Regions from separate parts of the Homo sapiens genome. Here region 2 is linked to region 1. Evidence: read pairs that join two places in POLR2A ChIA-PET (ENCODE). Cell type or tissue: OCI-LY7. All regions are shown on one strand.

Evidence for each region. ChIA-PET counts read pairs that join two places held together with the same protein. Peaks named below come from ENCODE experiments on the same cell type or tissue, not always from the same donor. Only the 100,000 strongest peaks of a DNase experiment are listed, where the experiment ranks them.
Region 2: POLR2A ChIA-PET joins it to region 1 with 8 read pairs; 2 of 35 experiments call an interaction of 5 or more read pairs at or near these places.

What each region holds. Positions count from the first base shown.
Region 1 is chr2:4,671,752-4,676,751 of GRCh38, forward strand. No RefSeq gene overlaps it. Among named protein-coding and RNA genes, the nearest start is that of LINC01249, 18 kb to the left of the region's middle. In OCI-LY7, no CTCF peak of the experiment used is centred here; a DNase peak (open chromatin) is centred at 2,400; H3K4me3 peaks cover 791 bases; H3K27ac peaks cover 1,467 bases.
Region 2 is chr2:4,273,907-4,278,906 of GRCh38, forward strand. No RefSeq gene overlaps it. Among named protein-coding and RNA genes, the nearest start is that of LINC01304, 300 kb to the left of the region's middle. In OCI-LY7, no CTCF peak of the experiment used is centred here; no DNase peak of the experiment used is centred here.

The DNA.
Region 1 (5,000 bases):
AAATTCTTCAAATATCTGAATGACAGCTAAACTGCTTGTTCTCGGAGAAATGTCCAGGACCAAATAAGCAGAGTAGAGAGGAATCTACTGTGGAAAGATGGAGTTACTCGGATCCAGAACTGTGATTCGATGAATTTCTTAACAGAGTCCGTGTACAATTTAGGTAAAAGAGAACATGAAGTGTTGGACTACAGAGATCAAAGTTGGAAATTAGGGGAAAATTTTCAGAAGTAAGAGAACCTAAAAGAGGATGAGCCTCATCTCTATTTCAATTCTTGGGTGAAGAACCAATTTCACAGGCACAGGGAAGTTTCACAGGAGGGAGAGCTCACAATCTACAGCAACACTACAGGGGAAGTTACCAGAGCAAAGCCCAGGTCTCAGCAGCTGCTTATTTTGGAGTGACAAAATTTACATTTTTAGTTTAGGAAAGTTAAAAATTAGAAGAGAAAGCTAATAACTCTCAGAAAAACACAATAGAATTTAAACCTAACACAATGTATTATTTTCCATGTTCAGTTTTCAAAGAAAAATTACTGACGTGCAAAGAAAAGGGAAAGTGTGACATAATAAAAATATAAATCAGTGGAAGCTGCATATAATTGTCTTCAGAAGCAGGATTTAGCAGACACTTCTATTGAAAATACATTCACAAATTCAAAGAACATATGCTTGATGAATCAAAGGAAAATATGAGACCATTGAGTTGACAATTAGGGGATATAAGCAGAAAAATTAAAACTACTTTTTTCTACTTGGGCATCACACCAGAAATAGATTCATACAAATATAATTAACTGAGTTTTGCAAAAGGTGAAAAAAGAAAATGGAATCAAAGTAATCTTTTCACCACATGGTTCTACATCAATTAGATGTCTATATGCAAACAAACAAATAAATAAATACAGCAACCTTAACCCACAACTCACATCTTGTACAAAGTTAACTAAATTTGATCATAGACCTCAGTGGAAAACGTAAAACTATAAAACATTTAAAAGAGAACAGGGGAAATTGTGTATGAACTTGGACTGGCAGAGTTTTTAAAAAATACAACAAAATAAATCTATAAAAAAATTGTACTTTATCAAAATTCAAATATTTTGTTCTCTGAAAAACAATGAGAAAAGAATTTTGAAAAACTGGGAAGAAATATTTGCAAAGCACACACTGGATAAATGATGTGCATGCAGAATGAGACAAGAAGTCTTCTCCGGATCGAAGTTCTTTTCTCTATCGAAAGGTTCGTGGTCTCTCGGGCTTAAAGGAATGAAGCCATGGACCGCAGCGCCGAGTGTTACAGCTTGATTAGAGAAACGTGTGGACCCAAAGAGTGTGCGGCGACAAGATTTATTAAAGCGAAAGCCAAAGTAAAACGAAAGCGAAAGTAAAGCTTCCACGTAGTGGAAGGGGACCCGTAAGGCTTGCTGTTTCTGGCTTGGGTGTGTTACGCTTATATCCCCTTATGACCCCTCCCCTTTTCCTTTTTCTGTCCTATAGAATTAGCTTATTTTCTAGCCACTTGTGGGTTGGCGGGCCTGATTGGTTGAAAACATCAGGCTGCAGCTAGAGCTTAAACTTCCTATGATTGGTTGAAGTTTCAATCCCTTAGCTTGCAGCTATGACTCATTTTGGCTTAGGGGAAAGTCCCCTTAGGGAAGTCCTTATTGACCCAGGAAGTCCAGCCAACTTAGCCATTTAGTCCCTCAAGAATATGCAAAGAACAGCTAAAACTCAACAATAACAAAACAACGAATACTCATTATTAGCAAGCAGAGTTTCATTGATTTAGAAATGCATTCATATGCAATTTGTATATAGTGCTTTATTTAAACATTTATGGAAAATAATTACAGAACTAATTCACATATTATGTCTTAAATACAGACATGTGCCTTTAGAATAAAGATAATTTCAAGATATTATCTATCTTTCTACCTGAAATCAATGAAGCCGTTTATACAGAGTTTAGAGAACTAAGTTTGCTTTCTAAGAATGTGGAAAGAAACAAACTAGAAGAAAATAAAAGCAGTAAATTTCGTTAGCCCTTGATTTAGCTGAAATGAACTATAAAAATTTTGAATAAAGGCAGAAATTACTTTTTTGACTATTGTATATAATATCTATTTGTAGAGTTCCCTGTACCTTACTGGCTTTTTTTTTTTTTAATGGAAAACATTGTATTGCTTAAAAGTAATCCAGGATTCTGAGGCTGTCTTAGCCACTACTATTAATAATAGAACTCTGACTGAGGGCACACTTGGTGAGAAAAAAATGGATTGAGCCTTCTGATAGCAGTGGCAACCCACCTGGAGCTGCTGCGACCATGATGTCAGCTGCAATGGGGGAGGCACAGCTGGGGCTGAGTGCTCCACTGAGCTGGAGGGAACAGGAAATAGGTGTAAGCCCCGCCCCCTTCTGAGTTGTGAGCGTGGGAGCCTCATGCTTCCTGGGTGCAGCTGCAGCTGCCAAGCCACAGGTGTGGACCTGGACCTCCCTGTGCTCTTGGGGGCCAGGAGCAGGCAGGAAAGCGCTCTCTGGCACAGCTACAGCTGCAGAAGCCTTGGCTGGGGACCTGGGCATCTCTGCACTCTCGGGGGCCCAGGAAGGCCACCCCATCACCGCAGGCTCTGAAGTGCCTGCTCCTGCTGCCTGGCCTCTCCCTGTTCCTAGACCCTGTTCTGATCTTGGAGGGGAGTTGAGGTCGAGCTCAGGCACTGTCACAACCCAGACAGCTGTGTGCAGGCTTTCAGCAGTGCTGACACCCCAGCCCCATGCTGCCCCTTCCAGACTTTGGGTGCCAAGGAGCACAGGAATGAGGCCGAGGGGGTGCTAAGTGTAGCTTGATGCTGGCCTGCAGGTGCCCTTGTGCAGGAACACCCTGGATGCCCAGCCTGGGTGAACAGTGAGTGATGGAAGGAGACAGGCCCTTGTGTGGAAAGGGGCAGGTCTCTGGTGAATCCCCACCTTCAAGTCAGGGAAGGCCTGAAGCCTGGGGCCTTGGCTGCCTGCCCTGTGGACCAGAGTGGAAACTTATGGTGCTTTTTCTGGGCCCACTCATGGTCATCCATGGACAAATCAGCACACACTTCCTCTCCTCTGAAGCCCATAAGAGCCCCCCGTCCTCCCCTACCCCCATTAAGCCAGACTCAAAAAGAGAGATGACAGGATGACCCGCTGTGGAGAGGAGCCACCCACCGCAGGGTCTCCCCTCTTCTGAGAGCTGAGAAGAGGAAGGGATGACCTGCCTGCGGAGTTGAGCTACCAACTCCAGGGCCTCCCCTCTGCTGAGAGCTGAGCACCTGTTGGGTTGCCATGGCTATGGAGAGAAGCCACCATCTCCAGGGTCTCCTTTGAGTTGTTCTGTTGCTCAATAAAGCTTCTCTTTACCTTGCTGTCCCTCCACTTATCCACATACCCCATTCTTCCTGGACACGCAGGACAAGAACTTGGGACCTGCCAAATGGCGAGGCTGAAAGAACTGCAACATAAACAGGCTGAAACACCCTCTTTGCTCACCATGTTGCGGGTGACAAGAAGGAGAGAAGAGCTATGGTCCCTCAGGGATCCCAGACCTAGGAGCTCCCCAATCCTCTTTGGGTTTCTGCAGTTCCTGGCATCTCTAAGCTTCTGGGTGCCACCGTGTTCCCCAGTGCCAGCCGTGGAAGCTGCTTGCAGTGCACCTGGTCTAGCCACAGCCTCGCAGTGAGCCGGCGCTGGTGCCAGCTCTTGGAGCTGCTTACCACACCACAGCCAGTGTGCCTGCCTGTGCACAGTGGCCAGACTTCAAGCATGCTTGCTCACACACTCTCGCCTCTCCACTCACCCTTGGTAGGCATGAGATCCAGGTTGGTAGTGTGAGCTGAGCGCAGCCTACCAGGCTGAGTGGGCCCAGTGGGCCTGAACAAAACTTGGGCTAAGGTGTCACTGGTCACAGAGATTTCTGGCTGGTGAAGTGACACTCGAAGGATCCTGTAACACTTCCATGTCCTTACTCTGAGGGTGATTGGCCTCAGGTCACTGACATTTAGGCAAGTCATGGCAGCCAACAGTCTGTAATATTCTCTTTGTAAATTTTGCAGAAATGCATTTGACCTACAAACACTTAGATTTGTGTAGTTGCCTTCTTTTAATTTTCACTTGGTTTAGCTTTCTTTCATTGAGGTCAATTCTGTGCTTCTTTCAGTCCCTTTCAATTGATACGTAACAGATTATTTTATTAATACTTCCTGGGGGGCCAGTAGAGTGTAACTGATTGAAAGTAGTGCTGTGGATCCTAACTGTGGATTCTAATATTGTGTTTCTTATTTCTTTTCAGGATGCATTTTGAGAGATGTTTTATTTCTCTCTCTTTTTTTTTTTTCATAAAATACCACAGACCAGCTGCAAGGTTCTTTACAGAAGAAATCTTTAAGTACAGGTAAACCATGCATATTAGAAAAGATGGCTTAAAACTCTACCTGCCATTAAAAGTGCAGAGAAAATAATAAAAATCTAAGAAAGAAAATTAGTATGTGTCTTGTAGAATCATAGAGCCAGACTTAGTCATCTCCAGGGTAAGCCTCATAAGGTTTGCTCACAGGAGGGAACCTTCAGTAACCAGGGCTTCAGTTAGCCAAACAATCTTTTTATGTGTCACTGTGAAGAAAAATGATAGAGCAGAATTTCTATTGTGTGTACGTGATGATGGATGATTTGCTATTAGCTGCTCAATGTACACATTCATTGAGTAAGAGTCTGATGCTCTCACAAAAACCATTGCAGTGAGTTTGGGAAATGTGAGTTCCAGAGCTGATGGAAACTTGCGTAACTTCACTTACACTTACTGAATTTTTTTTTCTTACTTTGTTCACCTATTAAGTTTTTGTGATAATGTGTCTTTTCTATTTTACTTTATGGAGTTATAAAAAGATAAAATAGATTTAGCTGTAAGTAATTGGCACATGCTGAGACTGTGGTTCAATAAGAGATGCTGTAAGATTTACCCAATCCTCTTAGCT
Region 2 (5,000 bases), 400 kb before region 1:
TATATGAGTACAACATAAATAATGCATTCATTTCAATAACAGCATAACTATTATTATTATGAATGGTTAAGTCCTGCCTCAACTATTTACTAAATAGCTAACCTTCATTTTTATATACTTTTTTCTGAATCTCAGATTCTTCATACATTGTAGTTGATTAATCACAGCAAACAGGACAGATGCTTATCTTTATGAGCAAATAAAGCTGAACATTTTTGTTTTAGATGACACCCCCAGGTCATAGGGTAATAGTGAGAATTAAATTTAAAAATGGTGTTTGTGCATGTGTGAGTGTGTGTGTATGTGTGTGTGTGTGTGCTTTGTTGGTTATCTACCAGGCACTAAAAATGTTACTACATTTTTCTCTTTCTGACATAAGCGAGATGTGACATTTCTCTTAAAAACATGTTACTCTTTCTGATGTTCAGCTATTTTTGTACTTGTACCTTTTATCATCACACAAGATGCCCAAGAAAATTTGAATATAACGTTTTCCAGTAAAATCAACTTTTCAACCTCTAAAAGTTATTTTTGTGTGTGTGGAGGTACACTCAACAGTAAGTGTATTAGGGAAAAGGGTTGCGAGGGTGTGTGTGTGTATGCGTGTGTTTTAAGAAGCAAACCATTTTAACCTCTTGACCTACTTGTAGGGGTTCTGGGGTTTTAAAAGTATTTTCTCATCAGACCTGATAGGGAATATGTGAGAAGCACGCCCATGTGGGTTGTAGCCATCCTTGCCAGGTTATGAATATAGACTGAATTGATTTCTCCTGATGGCTGTTCCTTCAACTAGGAGAGAATAGGAAGGATGTTTGTCAGAGTCCGAGGTTTGGCCTCTCTTGCTTTGTGGCAAGCAGAGACCCTATAGGGTCCAGGAGCTAAAAACATTTGACAGGAATGAGATAAAACATTTGGTAAAGTGGTGTTTCTTGCACATTATGAAAATTGGACCAGTGATGTGCTGCTCCACCTTAAAAAGGAGAAAAGTAGCAGATTTAAAGGGAGAGGTTACTTCCAGAATGGAGTTCCCTAAGTAATTTCTGCTGTGCACGGGAACAGAGCACCAGAGTGTGGGTGAACTACCTTTCCTAAGACGCCTTCACTCATGCTGTCCAGCATCCCATGCACATGTGTATATGCTCTCCTGCATGCATGTGCATGTATGTGTCTATTGACATTTGTTATATTCTTAATAACTAAAAAATAAGTCACTATCACATATCTGTAACTGAAAATGCTGAAAACGTTACTGATTTTTACTTATTATAGGATATTTGACACATATTTTCAAATATTGATCATTAGTTAGAAGTATTTGAAAATTTAAATATTAAACCTGTATCAGAAATTTGTGTTTTACCCTGAATTATTTTAGCTATTTCATTTAACTTTGTTTCTCATACCTCTTTTTAAGTAAGTAAACTCCTTCTAATTTAAGATCTTCAGATCTGAGTTGAAATTTTTGGATTTTCCTTGGCTAATTAAGATCAGCAAGACATAAATAAGGTTTCAGTTTTTAAAAAATGTTGTGAAACAGAGTGTTTTACTATTTAAAGTTCATCCTAAGAAAGGCAAAGTTTAGTTTTCTTTATTGAACAACCTTAGTAGTCATGCTGTGTACAATTGACTCAGGTTTATTGTGAGAAAGTCATGGCATATAGATTGTGGTGGTGTTCATCTTGAAGCAGGTACTTCATCTTATTTATTTGGACTCCATACTGTCCAGCACCGTGCTTCCTATCTAGGATAAGCTTCCTAGCCTTTTGGTAACTTATACATGAATAAATAAAAATATTCTTAATGTATGTTTATTCAAAAATGTCCATTTCTTGAACTCAAAGATCATTTCAGTATACCTTCTTTCTCAATTAAGTTAACTGTCTACAGTGGTGGGATGAGGAGCTCTGAGTGCTGACATGTCATAGGGATTGGCACCTCCCCAAATTGACAGGAATAAGAAGAACCTGGAGGCTGGGAAACAAACTTTAAGACTGAATAAATAGTACACATCCTGACCAAGGCTGAGGCAGAGAGGAGGACCAGGAGCTGTCAGATTAAAGGAGATCTCAGAGGCAGAACCAACTAGTTCGGTTCCATGCCATGGATAAGAACATGGGAGATGAGGATGCATTCAGTCTTGGGTGATGCCGTCAGCACTGTTAACTGAGATAAAGTCTATTTAATCCCCATTGCAGGTGAAAATCTAGATCTGTGGAAAATAAGGATGGTGAGTATGATTTAAACAATTTAGGGAGACTCCAGAAGACATGAATTTATGGGAGATCCAAGAAACTGCCTTCAAGGCAACTAGAATTATGGATTTTAACTTGGAAGAGAAATTAGGGATAGACATTTTACAGTTATCAACTGAAAGCCTGAGAATATGTAAATCCAACATTTTCATTTTTGGTTTTGTTGAAAGCGTCTCAGGTTGGTCGTGCTTTGAGTTGTCACACTCTATGTGTCCCCTCCACACTAGTGTATTCTCCTGGGCTGGTTATTTTTAATGAACTCCTATTGCTGAAGTTCTGGGTCCTCCCACATGGTCCAACCTCGCAGGTGTCCTAAGGAACTCCTAATGAGATTGGGTGAGGTCCGTGGGCAGCTCTAGGTATACAGTCAGTTTGCCTTCTCTCTTTGCTTTCCACCTCTGTAGTTACTGGATTTTTTTTTTTTTCTGTTAATTCTCCCAAACACAGCTCATCTTATTCCCTTCTTTAGGAAACCTTCCCAACCTTCTGGTAGAGTTAGCTACTCCTGTTAGTTCTCAGAGTATACATACCAGCCTCTTCTCTCCTTCTCTCTGGCAGGAGTCAAAGAGGAAGAGGAGCCCCTGCAGAAGCCAGTCTTGATCTGAGCAGTTCAGGCTCCTCAGCTTTTCCAATGGGCACTAGACCAGGGTTTTTTTTTTTTTTTTTTTTCCAGAGCTGGGTTCCCAGGGCTTCAGTGCTACACAGGGCATGATGCATCACCTAGGCTGATGCACTGCCGTTAGCAGGTCTGCAGGATGCACCCTCCCATCTCAGCTCACATTAACCCTCCAATAGCAAACTCAGCCCTTTCCCCTCCAGGAGTTCTTGCTCTGTCATATAAGTCCCGCTCCCTCCTCCTGCTCAGGCCCTCTCCCAAGGGCACCAAGTGGGCCATGGATGACTCCGCCTGCAATTGCCAATTCCCACATGTGCTTGTGAGGTTTTTCTTTAAAATGACGTTAGAAAATTGTAAGTGTCCATTGCAAAGACACCTGGGAGTGGACTCTGCTCATTTCAGATCAGTCAAACCCTCTGCATGTTGTCATCACATTGTACCTTTGTTCTTGTCACGGTCTCTCTGTAGTTCTAAGAATTCAGGAAACCTTTTTGTCTTTATCTTTCTCTCCACACTTCTCCAACCTGAACTTTGTCTCTTGGACTTTCTTCTTCATGCTGTTATTCCCACTAGGTTTTCTTTTCCTCTAAAGTGGACTCTCCCTCTGCGTTGCTCCATTACTCAATCATGGGTGTCAGTGCTCATGCCACTTTATACAGGCCCATCATGGCCTATTCTAATTGCCCTGCTTCCAGGTAAGTGTGCCTGCAGCTCTTTTGGAGCACTATGTCTTGCATCTTGCAATCTTACAGCTAGGGAATCTTGGTGTAAACTAAGTTGCTCAATAAATGTTTGTTGAATGAATCCCAGATTGTATATAGTAAATGTTCTTTTATCTCTCAAACCTAAAGTACAGCAGTTGAGTACAAAATATTTTTTTGAAATGGTCTAAAAAACTCTCTTCATGTTCAATGTTTTCAACATTTATGTAATTTAACATGTATGTAATAAATGTTAAAAACATTGAATAGTTTGCTGAGAATGATGGTTTCCAGCTTCATCCATGTCCCTACAAAGGACATGAACTCATCCTTTTTTATGGCTACATAGTATTCCATGAACAATGAGAACACATGGACACAGGAAGGGGAACATCACACACCGGGGACTGTTGTGGGGTGGGGGGAGTGGGGAGGGATAGCATTGGGAGATATACCTAATGCTAAATGACGAGTTAATGGGTGCAGCACACAAACATGGCACATGTATACATATGTAACAAACCTGCACGTTGTGCACATGTACCCTAAAACTTAAAGTATAATAATAAAAAAAAACATTGAATAGAAAAGTAGATGGAATGCCTTGTTTTTTAAATTGTCTACATTTTGACATTCTCTCATAAATGATTCCAAACTGCTCCCAAATATACATGTCTCCTTTCATTCAATTAACTTTACTTTCAACTACTCCTAATAACAATAACTAACTGTCTATTTTTGTGGTAATTTGCTTTTTGCTGCCGCCTGCAAGTCAGTTTCAGTTATCCTTGGACCTTTGTTTTCCATCTTAAGTAGGAAACTCCTAGGAAAGTGGTGTCCAGTAGAACTTTCTGGGGTGAGGGGAGCGTTCTCACCTGAGCTGTCTGTTCGAGGAGCTACTGGCCTCGTGTGGCTCTAGAACACTTGAAATGTGGCCAATCGCCTGAGATGTGGCTGAGAAACTGCATGTTTATTTTTATTTCCTTGTAATTAAAATAGGAATTTAAATAGCCACGTGGCTAGTGTTGGCCATATGGGACAGCAGTTCTAGGAGGCAGTGGTGCCTTGGCCACTCACGGTGAAAGCACAGTGCTGACAGTGACGTCATCAAGTACCGCAACCTCGTATGTTCCCTCACATGTGCCTCTGTTTATCCTCCAAGAAACTGGGCCTTTGTAAAGAAATAGCTTTATTTGACTTTTTGAATTCACACAAAGATAACTTATTTTCAATTTCTGACAATTTTGCGGTCACTCTTGTATCCTGATGACAGAGTAAGTGACCATAAATAATTCATAGCATAAAGGCCAAGTAATTCTATTTAAATTTTTAAGCCTAAAAATCAGATTAAAAATTCAGTAGGTGATCTTTGGTGTTATTTCATTTTAAGTTGTGATTTGATGTTTTATCAGTAACTTTTTCTGGATTTAT